Linked DNA regions of Homo sapiens: regions 2 and 3 are each linked to region 1. A link is a contact called in ENCODE Hi-C or POLR2A ChIA-PET data. All regions are on one chromosome and are shown on one strand. Each heading gives the region's core, a stretch centred on a gene start or an enhancer-like site at or near the end of the contact. The rest is flanking DNA. Distances are from core to core; before and after follow the strand shown.

Region 1 (4,684 bases), core at 936-3,435:
GCCTCCAAATAGCAGACTTAAAAGAATTCAGAAAGTCAAACTACCTATGTGCTATTATTTGTTCTTAGCTCCAAATCAAACAGTTCCTTTAATTTTCAAAAGGTAACTTTTAAAATATGTTTCACAAGGCATAAAAATTCCCCATGTTCACCCAGATATGTGAACCATGACTAGGACCAATTAGCTTCTACTCTAAATACAATTTTTACTGCTCATGGTACTTGTATTTCTATAACATAACACTGCATTAGAGAATACAGAATCATTGTTTCAGAAGTTGACATCTGCAAACCTCTGGTCTCAACATTTTCGTCAACTGGACAGAATATAACCTTGTTTTCCATGTGTTTTGCCTGAACAAAGCTTACCCATCACATGCACCTTCTCCCTAAGGCACACACCTTCTTGTGTTTGGGAACTTAAGACGGCACTTCAGCACTATGCTTGAGGGTCATGTTAGGCAGTGAAATCACCAATAAAAAGGACAGAAATGGGGAAAATACGGCATTAAATAGGCTAAGAAAGTGATATTTATTTACAGCAGTGCAGCTGAAACAAGAAGGCAGAACATCACCTCCTTTTACTTCAGCTGAGCTGTGTGTGTTTCAGGGACTCAAATTTTTCACTGCTCTGCAGATGTCCCAAATGACCACAAACTACCATAAAGATTGATTTCTGTGGTTTCAAAGCTTAGCAAGCAGGCAAACATGCAAATATCAAACCTCCAAATAATGAGGCCGGAATGTAGAGTCACACATGAACCTCAAAGAGCTGTAGACTTGTCTTCCCAGGGCCCAGAAAAACAAAGACAGTACTATGCTTGCTATTATTCTGAATTACAGCTGTATCTGGACACAGCTTCAATTTTCAAGTGAGAAACTCCACAGGGTAATAGCTACAGAACACAGCATCAAGTATTTTCCTCCACCCACGTGTAGACAAAACATCCATACAGGCACAATCCCAAGTTACTCATTGTCTTCCTTTCTGCATCAATCACCAATTTCCTAAGTTGTCAACACACACACAAACACACACATACACACCAAGTTTCATATAGAGAGATGCTTCCTGGATCAGTCTTTAATGGGACTCAAAAAAAAAAAAACAAAAACAAAAAAAACCCAGCTTCCTGACATATAAAACATGATTTCCTAAACAGCAATCTTTAAAAGTGATGTTACTTTGTATAGCGACACAGCAGGTGGCAGGCTGTGATGAAACAGGAAATGAGAACAAATGTCTCCCACACACTCTTGCAGACCACCACAGGGAATACATCAGCACACAATCCTTCATATTTATCATCCAACCAACCATCGTCTGTAGGATTTCTCTTCTTTGAACTCATCCCTACCCACTGCTCAGTTACCCTTACCACCTGTCCAACAATTCTTTCCATATCAACAGAAGAAATTTGCCGAGGTTGACATTACAAGGGGAACTGAGAACTCCCATTTAAGATTTTGAGGAAGACCCTACTGAATTCAAGCAGGAAAAAAAAAATCCCTAAATTAAAGTTTATTTTCTCCTTAAGCCCCAAATAAAAAATATGAGTAAAGTTTTCCTAATTATTAACTAGATACAGCATTTATTCCATTTCTAGTTAAAAAATCTAATAGGAGCTCTTATCTCACCACCCTAGACATTAAATACAAATGGTAGTATATCCTTCAAATCACGGCCCAGATGACAAAGGAAGAACACACAGACATTACCATCACCCACAAAACTGGAAGTATCCCAGGAACATCTGGGCATCCACAAGGCATCCCAGTCATCCAACCTCTGTGACAGGCCAGAGAGATGCCTAAAGAGCCAGGACAGCAGAAGAGGTTCAGCTCTGAACCCCCAACAGAAGCACTAGTTGGTCCCTGTCCCTTTACTTAAAATCATAGCTATTCTAAAGATGGAAGGAATAGAGGAGTTCTCAAGCCTAACTACCTTGTTTATAGGTGAGGAAACAGGCCCAGAGACTAAATAATTTGCAAATATAACTAGTGAATCACAGATTGAACTTTATGACTAGGTATTTACCTTATAAAAGGGCTATGGAAGAATGATTTACTAGGCAATTATGATCAAGTCTAAGAATCTCTTACCTAATTCCACGCACATGCCACAATCTAGCCCATTCATTCATCTGTCCACTCACTCAATCTTTGAGTAATCATTTATGAAGAGACTGTGTGCCGGGCACTGTGCCATCTCAAACTACTTAAAATTATTCAACCGGGCCATTCTTTTTTCAGGCTTGGTGCCTTTGTCCACACTATCTACCTGGAATGCCCTCCCTATCTCTTTCAACACCCACTCCTACTTCAATGATGGTCCACTGGTGCTGGCTACCTGGAGAAGCATTCTAAAAACAGGCTCCTCAGAAAGCAGCACAAGATCAGCAAAGAGACCTGCCAGGGCCAGGGAGGTGCAAGGAGCACCCAGCTCTCCCCTCAGACTCAGCCGATGCTCCTTACTGCTGTTACCACACAACTGTGACATACCAGATGGTCTGGGCTGTATTTCTTTAAGTTGGGGGACTGACTGCATTACATTTCTAACTCCCAAAACAATCTGGTTGGATGCTACAAGAAGGAGGCATTCCCTGACACACTGGACACCCAGACCTCTCTTCAGGCTTTCTGTTTAACTTACCTTTCTCTCCCACAACAAATCCCACTGAAACAACAGAATAAATAGTATAATATACACCTCCAACTAGACTGTAATCTCCTTGAGGATAATGACTTAACTTTTACCTTTCCTGGATCTCCCAGTGCACAGACATAGGACATTACATTTTTTTAATAATTAAGTTTTACATATATTGATGAATAGCTAATCATTTCTCTAGGTTTTACATATATTGATGAACAGCTACTCATCTGTCTAACTTTAAACATGCATTAGCACAACAGTGATAATGAAACTCCCTATTTATTGTTCCCAGACATACACAAGGCTGTTTTGAAAATATGGCAAGAAACAAGTTAAAATGCTTATATGCCATATAAATGGACCCAGAGTCCTGACAATGAACCTAAAACCATTCACTGAGTTCAGATGTTGTTGTAATACACAATATAGCAGGTACAGTAGAGAGTCTGTAATATGAAGTTACATATTGAATTTTAAAACATATACTCCAGGCAGAATTCAACAGTGGAAAACTGTCTCCCACAAAACAAGTCCCTGGTGCCAAAAAGGTTGGGGACCACTGATATAAAGTATATACCTGTGTCACTTTTCTTTCTTTTTTTTTTGAGATGGAGTCTCGCTCTGTTGCCAGGCTGGAGTGCAGTGGCGCGATCTCGGCTCACTGCAACCTTCGCCTCCTGGGTTCAAGCGATTCTCCTGCCTCAGCCTCCCAAGTAGCTGGGACTACAGGCGCCCGCCACCATGCCCGGCTAATTTTTTGTGTTTTTAGTAGCAATGGGGTTTCACCATGTTAGCCAGGATGGTCTCAATCTCCTGACCTCATGGATCCACCCACCTCAGCCTTCCAAAGTGCTGGGATTACAGGCATGAGCTACCGTGCCCAGCCCATGTGTCACTTTTCTAAAAACCTAAAAAAGTCATGAATTGTGAAACACCTCTTGCCTTGAGTGCTGGATATGCAATTAGAGACCTGCAATAATTTGATATCTACTTCATAGAGTTCTTGTGAGGAAAATGAGCATAAAATATGCTTACACATAGTAGGTCCTCATTCAGTGGCTGCTGCTAACTTTCTTAACTAATTTGAAGAACATTAATATCCCTAAACCTTTCTGGTTTGGTTTTCTTCTTCATGCTCACCTAAATAATTAGTAATTTGCTTAGCACAACAAATGAGTACTAGCTTACTGTTTCTTACCTTAGACTGTAATATCCTATGCACTTGAAAATAATTAGTTTACATTTCAAATTCATTTCAGCATTGAGATTGTGTGTATTCTTTACACACACACATACACACACAAAAAAAAACAATACAAAATGGATAACCCATTAACATGTTACATCATCTCAGGCAATAAGATTGTAACAAAGGCCTTTTTTAAAAAAAAGAAATCCATTTTCAATTTGGTACTAAGAAACTCAGTACTACCAGATCCTTTTGATCTAGCCCCTAAGCCTCAGTAGGTCACTCACTAGGAAACAGGCCCTAAGCTCAACTCCCATTATGCTTTGGGAAGCTTGGGTTAATGGACTCCAATCCACTTATTTTCTGGGAGATTTATCCGAAGCCAACAACTATAAATGGTTAAGTCTCTTTTCACCATTCATTTTATTACAGAAGCACCCATGTGAAGCCCTCTAATAATAGATTTTCCAAAGTCCTTTCTGCTATCATGATACTCCCAATACTACAAATATTAAGGTCAATACTGACAAGCCAAAAATAAAAAAATTTTTAAATATATTGACAAGTGGCCAGGCGTGGTGGCTCACATCTGTAATCCCAGTACTTTGGGAGGCCAAGGCAGGTGGATAACGAGGTCAGGAGTTTGACACCAGCCTGGCCAATACAGTAAAACCCTATCTCTACTAAAACTACAAAAAAAAATAGCTGGATGTGGTGGCGTGCGCTTGTAGTCCCAGCTACTCAGGAGGCTGAGGCAGGAGAATTACTTGAACCTGGGAGGCAGAGGTTGCAGTGAGCCAAGATCCTGCCACTGCACTCCAGCCTGGGTGACAGAGCGAG
Region 2 (4,684 bases), core at 561-3,060, 770 kb before region 1:
TAGAGTTCAACAAAGTCAATGATATCTCTTTACTGCAGAATTTCTCATATGCCAACGGTGTTATTCAACTCCAAGAGAGGGGTATGGTATGCAGCATTTCCAGATGGATTTCTCTTTAGTCTGAGAGCATCTTGCAGAACTTCAGAATGCACATACTTTGAAAAATTTTGGCTTATTAAATTACTGTAATGCATTTAAAACTTAACTCATATTTACCACTTTTCATTTAAAAAAGAAAAATCAAAACATTATAAAATATAATGTTAATTTTTATTTTCAAATGTGTATTCCTTTGATCTCTTTATTAATACAAAAATGTCAGGATGTTTTGTGTTTTGTACCTTGTCACTTCAAAAGACCTGGCCAAAATAATTGTCAGCCTGCATGATATTCAAAAGTAGCAGTTAGAAAATATACTTCAGGATGGGAGCGGTGGCTCACGCCTGTAATCCCAGCACTTCGGGAGGCCAAGGGGGGTGGATCACCTGAGGTCAGGAGTTCAAGAACAGCCTGGCCAACATAGTAAAACCCCATCTCTACTAAAAATACAAAATCAGCCACGTGTAATGTGCGTGCCTGTAGTCTCAGCTACTCAGGAAGCTGAGGCAGGAGAATCACTTGAACCCAGGAAGCGGAGGTTGCAGTGGGCTGGAGATTGTGCCACTGCACTCCAGCCTGGGCAACAGAGCGAGACTCCATCTCAAAAGCAAACAAACAAAAAAAAACATGAAAATATACTTCAATGTTAAATATTAACAACAATAAAAGGAATGGCTTCTCAGTGGTTAGGGATAGTCAAACTCTGATTTAAATCAAGCTTCCTCGCCTTGTGATAATAACAGTGTTCCCTTACCAAACAATGTTGAAATTTGACGATTCTTATTTTACTTACAATGGAAACTCTACTTTAATTCTAAATCCTTCTTATCAAAAGTGATGATTATTTAAAAGAACTATTTTTTCACCGAGTATTGACGTGTCCCAAAATTCAAACACAGAGAAAAATGCTTGTCAAAGGACCTGATGAAGTGGGTCCCATTTCCTGCCAGAAAGCAGAGATTTGGCAGAAAGCCAGGGTTCTCCCTTGGGAATGGAATTATGTTTCTCATTAACCCAGCCCCTCTCTTTCAGTACTTTCTTACTCGGAAAAAATTTCAATATGCATACATGATTCCTGTAAGTCCCTTTAACAGTATTTGTTCCTCAGGGTTTGCATCTGTGCATTAGGAAGAACCACATATGACCTAACAGAAGACTAATAAAATATTTTGAAAATTTAGATTTAAAAAATAATTTTCAAAGTGAACATCAATGACAATATCATAAAATAAGTATAGAATTGCTCTTGTGCCTACAATCATTCTCACACAAAATAACAATGCATGTTAAGTTATCAGAGAATTTGCTTAATGTCATTTTCTGTAGAACTGCTAAATATCCTAATACCTGCTTATTATGGCAGGGGAAAGATCTGATGACTTCTAATTTGCCAACATTCAAATAGAGTACATTTCTTATGAAACAAAAACTTAAAATGATCTGCTTACCACTGAAATTATTTTGAAATGAAACTGTACAGAGGGGAAACACAAAAAATACTCTGCCATATGGCCCGACAAGAGAAGCTAAAATGTTAAAAGTTTCATTTTTGCAAGAAAAGATTCCTATAGGTCTGTAAGTGTTTTAAGAGACTTTAGGACCTGTTTTTGCTTATATTATCTTAGTAACTTTGAATTATTAAGTTGAAGACGAAAGGGGTGGAACCCTTGTCAGACAAGTGCTTAATAACCCAGACTTAGAAAGCAAGACACGGAGGCCTGAGCCTGTCCTGTGGGTTAGCACGCTAACAGGAAACAGCTCAATCTGGATTTAATCATAGACCGTCGCTTTACTGACAAGATCACGGTACTGTGACCACAAAAATGTTTCATGTTTGTTTTTTTGGTTGATCTTTGTGCCTTTAGAATCCAGCTTTTTCTAAGAGAACATGTCTGAGTCCTATGGGGTAAATATCTAAAACTGTGCCCAAGTGTCCTACCAGGTAATTTCCATAATTATCGATTTTGGCATGAGACGGAGAGGAAAAAGGGCATGTGAGAGATGAAAGATGCCATATTTCAATTCCGTTTCCAGTCATGGAAAAATAAACTCTTTCACCTTCTAAAACATAAACTGTTAACCAGTTGGGTGTTTCTAATTTGAAAAAAAAAAAAAGTCCCTTCAATCAAAATAATAATTCAGTCATCTGATAGTTTAACAGGGAACGTGTTAAGCAAACAACCTCATTAGGATGGAGACAGTATGGAGTCCTCCACACCATGATCACTCTTCAGTATATCAGTTCTCAGGCATCTTGGCCTGAGCAGCAAAGTAAATAGTGAGTACTATTCCAGCTGTTAACTCCCTCCAAAAATCTAAAACCCACACCCAATCCCTACATTCATCCCCAAACACCAAAAGTAAGTTTTATGCTTCCTTTTCATATGCCCTACAACCACTATCCAGCAACAACAAACCACCACAATACAGGCTGAGGATCTTTTATCTCAAATTCTTGGGACTGAAAGTGGTTTGGATTTCAGAATTTTTCAGATTTTGAAATATTCCCACTATACTTACCATTCAAGTATCCCCATTCTGAAAATCCAAACTGCAAAACACTGCAATAAGCATGGATGTTGGAGCACTTTGAATTTCGGTTTTAAGATTAAGGATACTCCACCTGTATAGGAAAACCCACAAGCTGACTCACAAATAAGCTCTGCTCATCTCTCCATATTACTCAACTGCATAAATTTCTTTGCCATGCAACAAAATTTGCATCATTCTCTCAGCAGAAATCATGTATGTAATGACACCCAGCAGAACATGACAAGGCCAATACACCTGAGTACTACAGTGACTATTTACACACAGGACACTCAGAGATGTTAAGGTAAAGTCTAGAAAATACTTTAGGGCCCATGATGTCAAGCTCAACATGAGGTTCTGCCTTGTGTGAACTTTTATTAGGTTGGTGCAAAGGTGATTATGGCTTTTGCCATTAAAAATAGTGGCAAACTTAACAAAACTTAAACCAAAACTTGTCACAATCACCTTTGTGCTAACCTAATATTGGGTGGGAAGTCACTTTTTTGCTAGGTTAGGGTTGACAGATAAATTACAGGATGCCCAGTGAAATTTTAATTTCAGAGAAATAATGAATAATTACATACTATGTGGTATAAGTATGTCCCATTCCATGTTTGGGATCTATGCATACTAAAAAAACCTATTTGTTATTTATCTGAATTTGAAATGTAATTGTGTATCCTGTATTTTTATGCTACTAGCACATACACAATGGCTGTCTTTTCCATTTATTCATCTACTTATTCAGCTACATATTAACTAAATGGTACTATGTGCCAGGCACTGTGCAAGGTACTAGACATATAAAGGTAAATAGCATGCAGTTCTGGCAACCAAGTTGTTCAGTCTGGTGAAGGAAACAGACACAAAGAAACCATTACAATAAAATGTGAGTAAAATGGTGGAGAGAGAGGCAAGACATGGAGGGAAGCACCAAGAGGGGCCCAGTGTAAAGGAGGTGTCAGAAAAGGCTTCTTAAGTAGGTTCTGTCTGCACTGGGTTGTTTTGTTTTGTTTGTTTGTTAGAGATGCAGTCCATCTCTATTGCCCAGGCCGCAGTACAGTGGTGCAATCAGGGTTCAATGCAGCCTCAACCTCCCATGCTCAAGCATTCCTCCCACCTCAGCCTCCCAAGTAGCTGGGACTACAGGCACGCACCACCCCAGCTAATTTATTTATTTATTTATTTATTATTTATTTATTTATTTATTTATTTTTTAGAGACAAGGCCTCGCTATATTGCCCAAGCTGGTCTCAAACTCCTGGACTCAAGCGATTCTCCCACCTTGGCCTCTCAAAGTGCTAGCATTACAGGCATGAGCCACCATACCTGGCCTGCACTGGGTTTCACATAATGAATGAGAGTTAACTATGTTGGGGAGGGCACAGCAGGCAGAGAAACAAGCATTAAAAAAGTCATGAAAACGCTATCCCAAAGTATGGAACTTTGACATGCTGAGGACTTTGAACTAAAGGAATTGGAAGGCCTCAGAAGCAGCCTCAGAAGCAAATTCTCTGACCTTTTCCTGCCCTCCTGTCTCCTACACTTCTTTCTCCCTTGAAGTGAATCATAGAAACCAGGATTCCTCCTTCCCAAGGTGAGTCATAGAAACTAGAACCCCCTCTTATCCTAAAGCAAGGCTTAAAGCCTGGAAATATTGCTCTAACCTCCCTCACCTTTTTGTTTAGAAGCTGACCATAAATTCTCTGACCTACCTTGTCTGATAGTAGATCATAAGACCCTCATTCCATAGGGGTCCTGGCCCACACCCAGGGGGAAAGAAGAATACTACAAAGAGTGGCCAGGAAGAATCTGAACAGACAGGCCTTGCTGGGTTCCCCCTTAGTCTATTACCATTAGATCATACCCGTTTCATCCAATCACATTTCCACATGGCTGTCCATTCTTCATTGACTCTAAGCATAAAAATGGAAAGTTTCCTCTGGCTCTTTGGGCCATTATTTCTGAAGGCTCCCATGTCACATAAAACTTTGATTAAAGAAATCTGTTATGCTTTTCTCTTGTTAACCTGTCTTTTGTTATAGGAGAGTTA
Region 3 (4,684 bases), core at 556-3,055, 640 kb after region 1:
TTATTTCCTTAAGATCATATCTCCTGTCCCCATTTTTGCATGGAAACCCCAGCTATTAGGACTTATATCTGGGGCCAGTCTCACCCTGCCAGCCACAGGATCAACTCATGAACTTGTCTTCTAGCTATGAGTCACATATTATAGTTCATCACCTGGGGATTTTGGTTTTCTTCTTTAGATCTTGACTAAAAACAATTCTTTTTTTTAAGGCTGTATCTTATTTATTTTATCCAGCAAGTCTTTTCCTGCAGGGGTGGGAGGTGGGGAATTAAATCAGCCAGCCATGTTGCTGAAAATGGAAGTCCTTGGAGTAGGTATTAGAGAAAAGTCTGTTTTCTAGAGAAAGTAAGGGCATTTGAGTTGGGGCAGTTCTCACATCCAGGTGGGTGCTTTGTTTCTTCTTGGGGCATGGTTCAGCCAAGCCATTGTAAGCATGTAGTGGGGAGCGGGTGTTCTACAATATGGAAAGAGCTGCTCCTGGAGGCTAAGGTTCCTCCCACAGGAGGGTCCTTAGTGTGACTCTCTCTCCTCCTCTCCATTCTCATCAGGAACCTTTAATACTCAGGAAAAATCAGAGAACATTGCTGGACTGGAATGGAGTCCTGGGCCACCTGAAAAGGATTTCCATTTCTCCTGTCCTTGGAAGGAGAGACATAAGAGAGCCAAGTACAGAAAATCCAAACTACTTAAGTCAAGGTTAGAGCACGACAAATCACCCATTAAACCCTTTTCAGTGTAAGGTTTAGCCTGCTAAACCCTTTTCAGATTATAAGTAAGAGTACCTGCCCACTCTCATTAGCATTATTTCCACCATGGACTCACACCCATAAAAGACAGCCCAGTTTCTCAGGTGAGGGAAACAGATGAGGGTCTGCTACTTTAAGGCCTCTGAGAACATGAAGTCCCTCCTAGGTGGTCTTACCAGTCCCCCTGCATCAACAAGATTTGGTACTGTGGTGCTTTAGCCAAGTATTAATAGTTACCCAGCCCAAGATGTTCCAGAACAGCCTTGTGCCACACCACATTGAAAATCAGGCCTGGGCCCTGAATATGCCACTGCGAGAGGAAACTTGCTTGAGTTTCCCATCAAGAGAAGTGAGAACTTTCATATTACCCAGAGCAACAATTTGCAGTTATTGGGGTCATTCTGAAAGTTGACTCAGGTGCATCAAAATAACTCTCATCATTTGAATGGTCATAAGAATCAACAGCTTGGCTATGAGAACATCAGGCAAGAGAGTACATAGTTATTTTTCCTGATTTTCTGCCTATGCAGATGTAAAAATTATACATAAACATTTTCACACTCTCTGAGCGGAAGTAATGTTACTCACTTTTTTTTTTTTTGAGGTGGAGTCTCACTCTGTCACCAAGGCTGGAATGCAGTGGCACAATCTTGGCTCACTGTAACCTCTGCCTCTCGAGTTCAAGTGATTCTCATGCCTCAGCCTCCTGAGTAACTGGGATTACAGGTGTGTGCCACCATGCCTGGCTAATTTTTTGTATTTTTGGTGGAGATGGGGTTTCACCATGTTGGCCAAGCTCAGCCACCCAAAGTGCTGAGATTACAGGCGTGAGCCATGGTGTCTGGCCATGTCACTCATTTCTGAAGTGAAAAAACTGGCTTTAGCCCCCAAGACTGTCAGGAAATGGACCCTTCATCATCCACCTCGATTTCCCCTTTTCTCTAAGAATCCCACGGCTAATACAGTCTCAAAATCTGTTGAATAGCCAACCATTCTCAGAAAAGGGAGAGGCATGAATAGTGTTCTTGACGTTGCTATGGTAACAAGTCCCCACCCTTCTTACCCTCCACCTCTCACCCTCATCTACCATGGGGAACTGACTTCATAGCTCCCTAGTGCTGTAGCCCACTGAAATAAAGGGGCTGCCACAGCTTGGTTCCTGCTCAAGCCAGCAGGGGCTTTTTTAGGAGGACAGCTCTCTGAGCGACCACATTCACCCTGAGCCACCTCCAACACCAGTGCTCCTTTCATGGGCCTCAGAGCCTTCTGACCCACTGGATCCCATCAGCTCTTGCTGTTTCCTCTGAGGTCTTGCTCAGAATGAGTGATTGCATCTACTGCCAGCCAAACCCACAGTCTTGTGCCCTTCCCAGTCTCTGGGATTTCTTGCAGGGTGGACTGTTGCTTGCTTTTTAATCTCCTAAAACCCAAAAGGTCCATCCTGACCCTTCTTCAATAGTTTGAGTACTGTACCACCAGAAGGGGCTTGCATTTTAGGGAAAAAACAAAAAACAAAGCAAAACAAAAAAACTGTCTTCTCTCCTGGGTGACTAGAAGGATCCAGACTTCAGGAACACAAAGGCTTATTTGCCACCCTTTTGGTAGACCCAGGACAAGAACTTTCATCCCTTCTTTCTTTTTCTTTTTCAGTTTTCCAGTTTTTCTAAATTAATTTTTTAGCCAGGCACAGTAGCTCATGCCTGTAATCCCAGCACTTTGGGGTGGTCAAGGCAGGCGGATCACCTGAGGTCAGGAGTTCAAGACCAGCCTGGCCAACATGGTAAAAACCTATCTCTACTAAAAATACAAAAATTAGCCAGGCGTGGTGGCAGGCACCTGTAACCCCAGCTACGCGGGAGGCTGAGGCAGGAGAATCGCTTGAACCTGGGAGGCGGAAGTTGCAGTGAGGCAAGATAGTGGCACTGCACTCCAGCCTAGGTGACTGAGGGAGACTCTGTCTCAAAAAGGAAAAAAATAATAATTTTTAAAAAGTATCATACATAGGCCAGGTGTGATTGCTCACACCTTTACTCCCAGCACTTTGGGAAGCCAAGATAGGAGGATGGCTTCAGCCCAGGAGTTCAAGACTAGCCTGGGCAACATGACAAGACCCCATCTCTACAAAAAATAAAAAATTAGCTGGGTGTGGTGGTGCATGCCTGTAGTCCCACCAACTTAGGTGGGAGCATCACTTGAGTCTGGGAAGTCACAGCTGCAGTGAGCTGTGATTGTTCCACTGCACTCTAGCCTGGCTGATAGCACAAGACCCTGTCTCAAAAAAAATTTCATATATAATATACTGTGCCACTTATACTTTGATGGCATAATAGCCATTTCTGCTCAATATTTATTTATTTTTGAAATATCTTGTTGATTTAAAGTTGTGTTTTTGTTGATTTACTTTATTATACCAGAAAATGAGGTATGATGACTTTGAGATTTGAAGCTTTTGCTAGTCCTCTGAGCTTAGTAATCGTTATGCACACGAATCACTTTTTAGTGACAATGAAACTTCAGTTTACCTGCCATCAAATTGTTTAGGAAACTGGAATGAAAATAGTTTTTGGTTTTTTAGTCTTAAAACCATTTTAGACATTAATATTGTTAAAGTGTGTTGAGCCATCTCTGCCATCTTTGATAAAGTATTTTGAATGTACTTAACTTTTAATTGTTTATGGCTCACTTACTTATCCTGTCCCACATCATACAGGAGCACCATGAGCGGTGGGAGAAGGATACAGGGTGAGTGCTGTGATTATTTACACTTAGCCCCAAACTGTTAAGATCTTTTAGGATTTTGTTCTGCTTGTCAGAGTTTATTCTCTTGTCAGACTGCTATCTCGTTCTTTCCACTGTCAATGCGAATTTTCTTCTTCAATTAGTATGTTTCTTATAATCTCCTATTATGTAGGGAATGAATCAGTTAGGCAAACTGGTTAACATTGTGTCTAAAGAAAGTAAATTGGCTCTGAGTAAAGTGGCTCTTTGCATAATTCACTACCCAAGACTTCAGAACATTGATTCTAGCTGAAGTTTTTAAGGGTAATCTTTTGTTCTTTTTTTTTTTTTTTTTTTTTTTTGAGACAGAGTCTTGCTCTGTCGCCTAGGCTGGAATGCAGTGGTGTGATCTTGGCAAACTGCAAACTCTGCCTCCCAGGTTCAGCGATTCTCCTGCCTCAGCCTCCCCAGTAGCTGCAATTACAGGTGCACACCACCACACCCAGCTAATTTAGTAGAGATGGAGTTTCACCATGTTGGCCAGGCTGGTCTCCATTCCTGACCTCAGGTGATCCGCCTGCCTCAGCCTCCCAAAGTGCTGGGATTACAGGCATGAACCACTGTGCCTGGCCTGTCCTTTTTTGAACATTCTCTATATTTTGAATACTTGAAGTTTCTTATATATGATTTTTTAAAAGATAGTGGAGTGCAACTGAATGTGGATTCTCAATGATTCCACGATAACACCTAATTCCATGCACAAAAGTGTCAATCTGGGCACCCTTTCACATTTCCTTCTTGTGTGACATCGAATATTGCCCTGTCCTCTCCTCTCTAAGCATTCATGCTGGCAGCACATTGTAATGAAAAAATTGGCTTTCAAAGTTGGGCCATCCAGTTGAATTCCTAATTTTTCTCGCTACATAAACTTGGAAAGTCACATAGCTACTCTGAACCTCAGAAATCATCATCTATTTTAAAAGACTGATAATTGTACTTAGTCACTAGGGGGCTGTCAAAATTGAGAATAATAATGCTAGTAAGAGTATTTTCTAAAAATATTATCATTATCCAAGGCAACATTTTCACATGTCCATGTTTTATCTATTTTATTCTTTCTTTTTTATCTATTTATCTATTTTATTCTTTAAGCTTTTAGTGCTCCTTTGCCAAGGTTTATTGTGAGTTACTCTGTGACAGATGCTAAGTTAGGTTTTATA

What was found. Hi-C counts contacts between places; a loop is a spot of excess contacts on that map. ChIA-PET counts read pairs that join two places held with the same protein, here RNA polymerase II (POLR2A). Pooled maps may share reads with other maps.
Region 2: a map with no recorded cell type shows a loop between it and region 1 (6-fold over the local background). The contact joins two enhancer-like sites. A Hi-C loop is called at or near these places in 2 of 37 single-sample maps with no recorded cell type and 2 of 50 pooled maps.
Region 3: a loop to region 1 is called in a pooled map, with 5 times the contacts of the local background. The contact joins two enhancer-like sites. A Hi-C loop is called at or near these places in 1 of 37 single-sample maps with no recorded cell type and 2 of 50 pooled maps. POLR2A ChIA-PET finds 5 or more read pairs at or near these places in 1 of 52 experiments (K562).

The regions. Positions count from the first base shown.
Region 1 is chr1:183,067,517-183,072,200 of GRCh38, reverse strand. The region is part of intron 1 of LAMC1 (laminin subunit gamma 1); the gene reads right to left. Among named protein-coding and RNA genes, the nearest start is that of LAMC1, 46 kb to the right of the region's middle. RefSeq lists enhancers at 1,272-1,321, 1,332-1,401. Within about 2 kb of position 2,185, at least 7 of the 41 ENCODE cell types and tissues checked have a DNase peak (open chromatin) inside an H3K27ac peak, as active enhancers do.
Region 2 is chr1:183,839,863-183,844,546 of GRCh38, reverse strand. The region is part of intron 2 of RGL1 (ral guanine nucleotide dissociation stimulator like 1); the gene reads right to left. Among named protein-coding and RNA genes, the nearest start is that of RGL1, 37 kb to the right of the region's middle. RefSeq lists an enhancer at 2,710-2,759. Within about 2 kb of position 1,810, at least 18 of the 41 ENCODE cell types and tissues checked have a DNase peak (open chromatin) inside an H3K27ac peak, as active enhancers do.
Region 3 is chr1:182,423,657-182,428,340 of GRCh38, reverse strand. No RefSeq gene overlaps it. Among named protein-coding and RNA genes, the nearest start is that of LINC00272, 18 kb to the right of the region's middle. Within about 2 kb of position 1,805, at least 2 of the 41 ENCODE cell types and tissues checked have a DNase peak (open chromatin) inside an H3K27ac peak, as active enhancers do.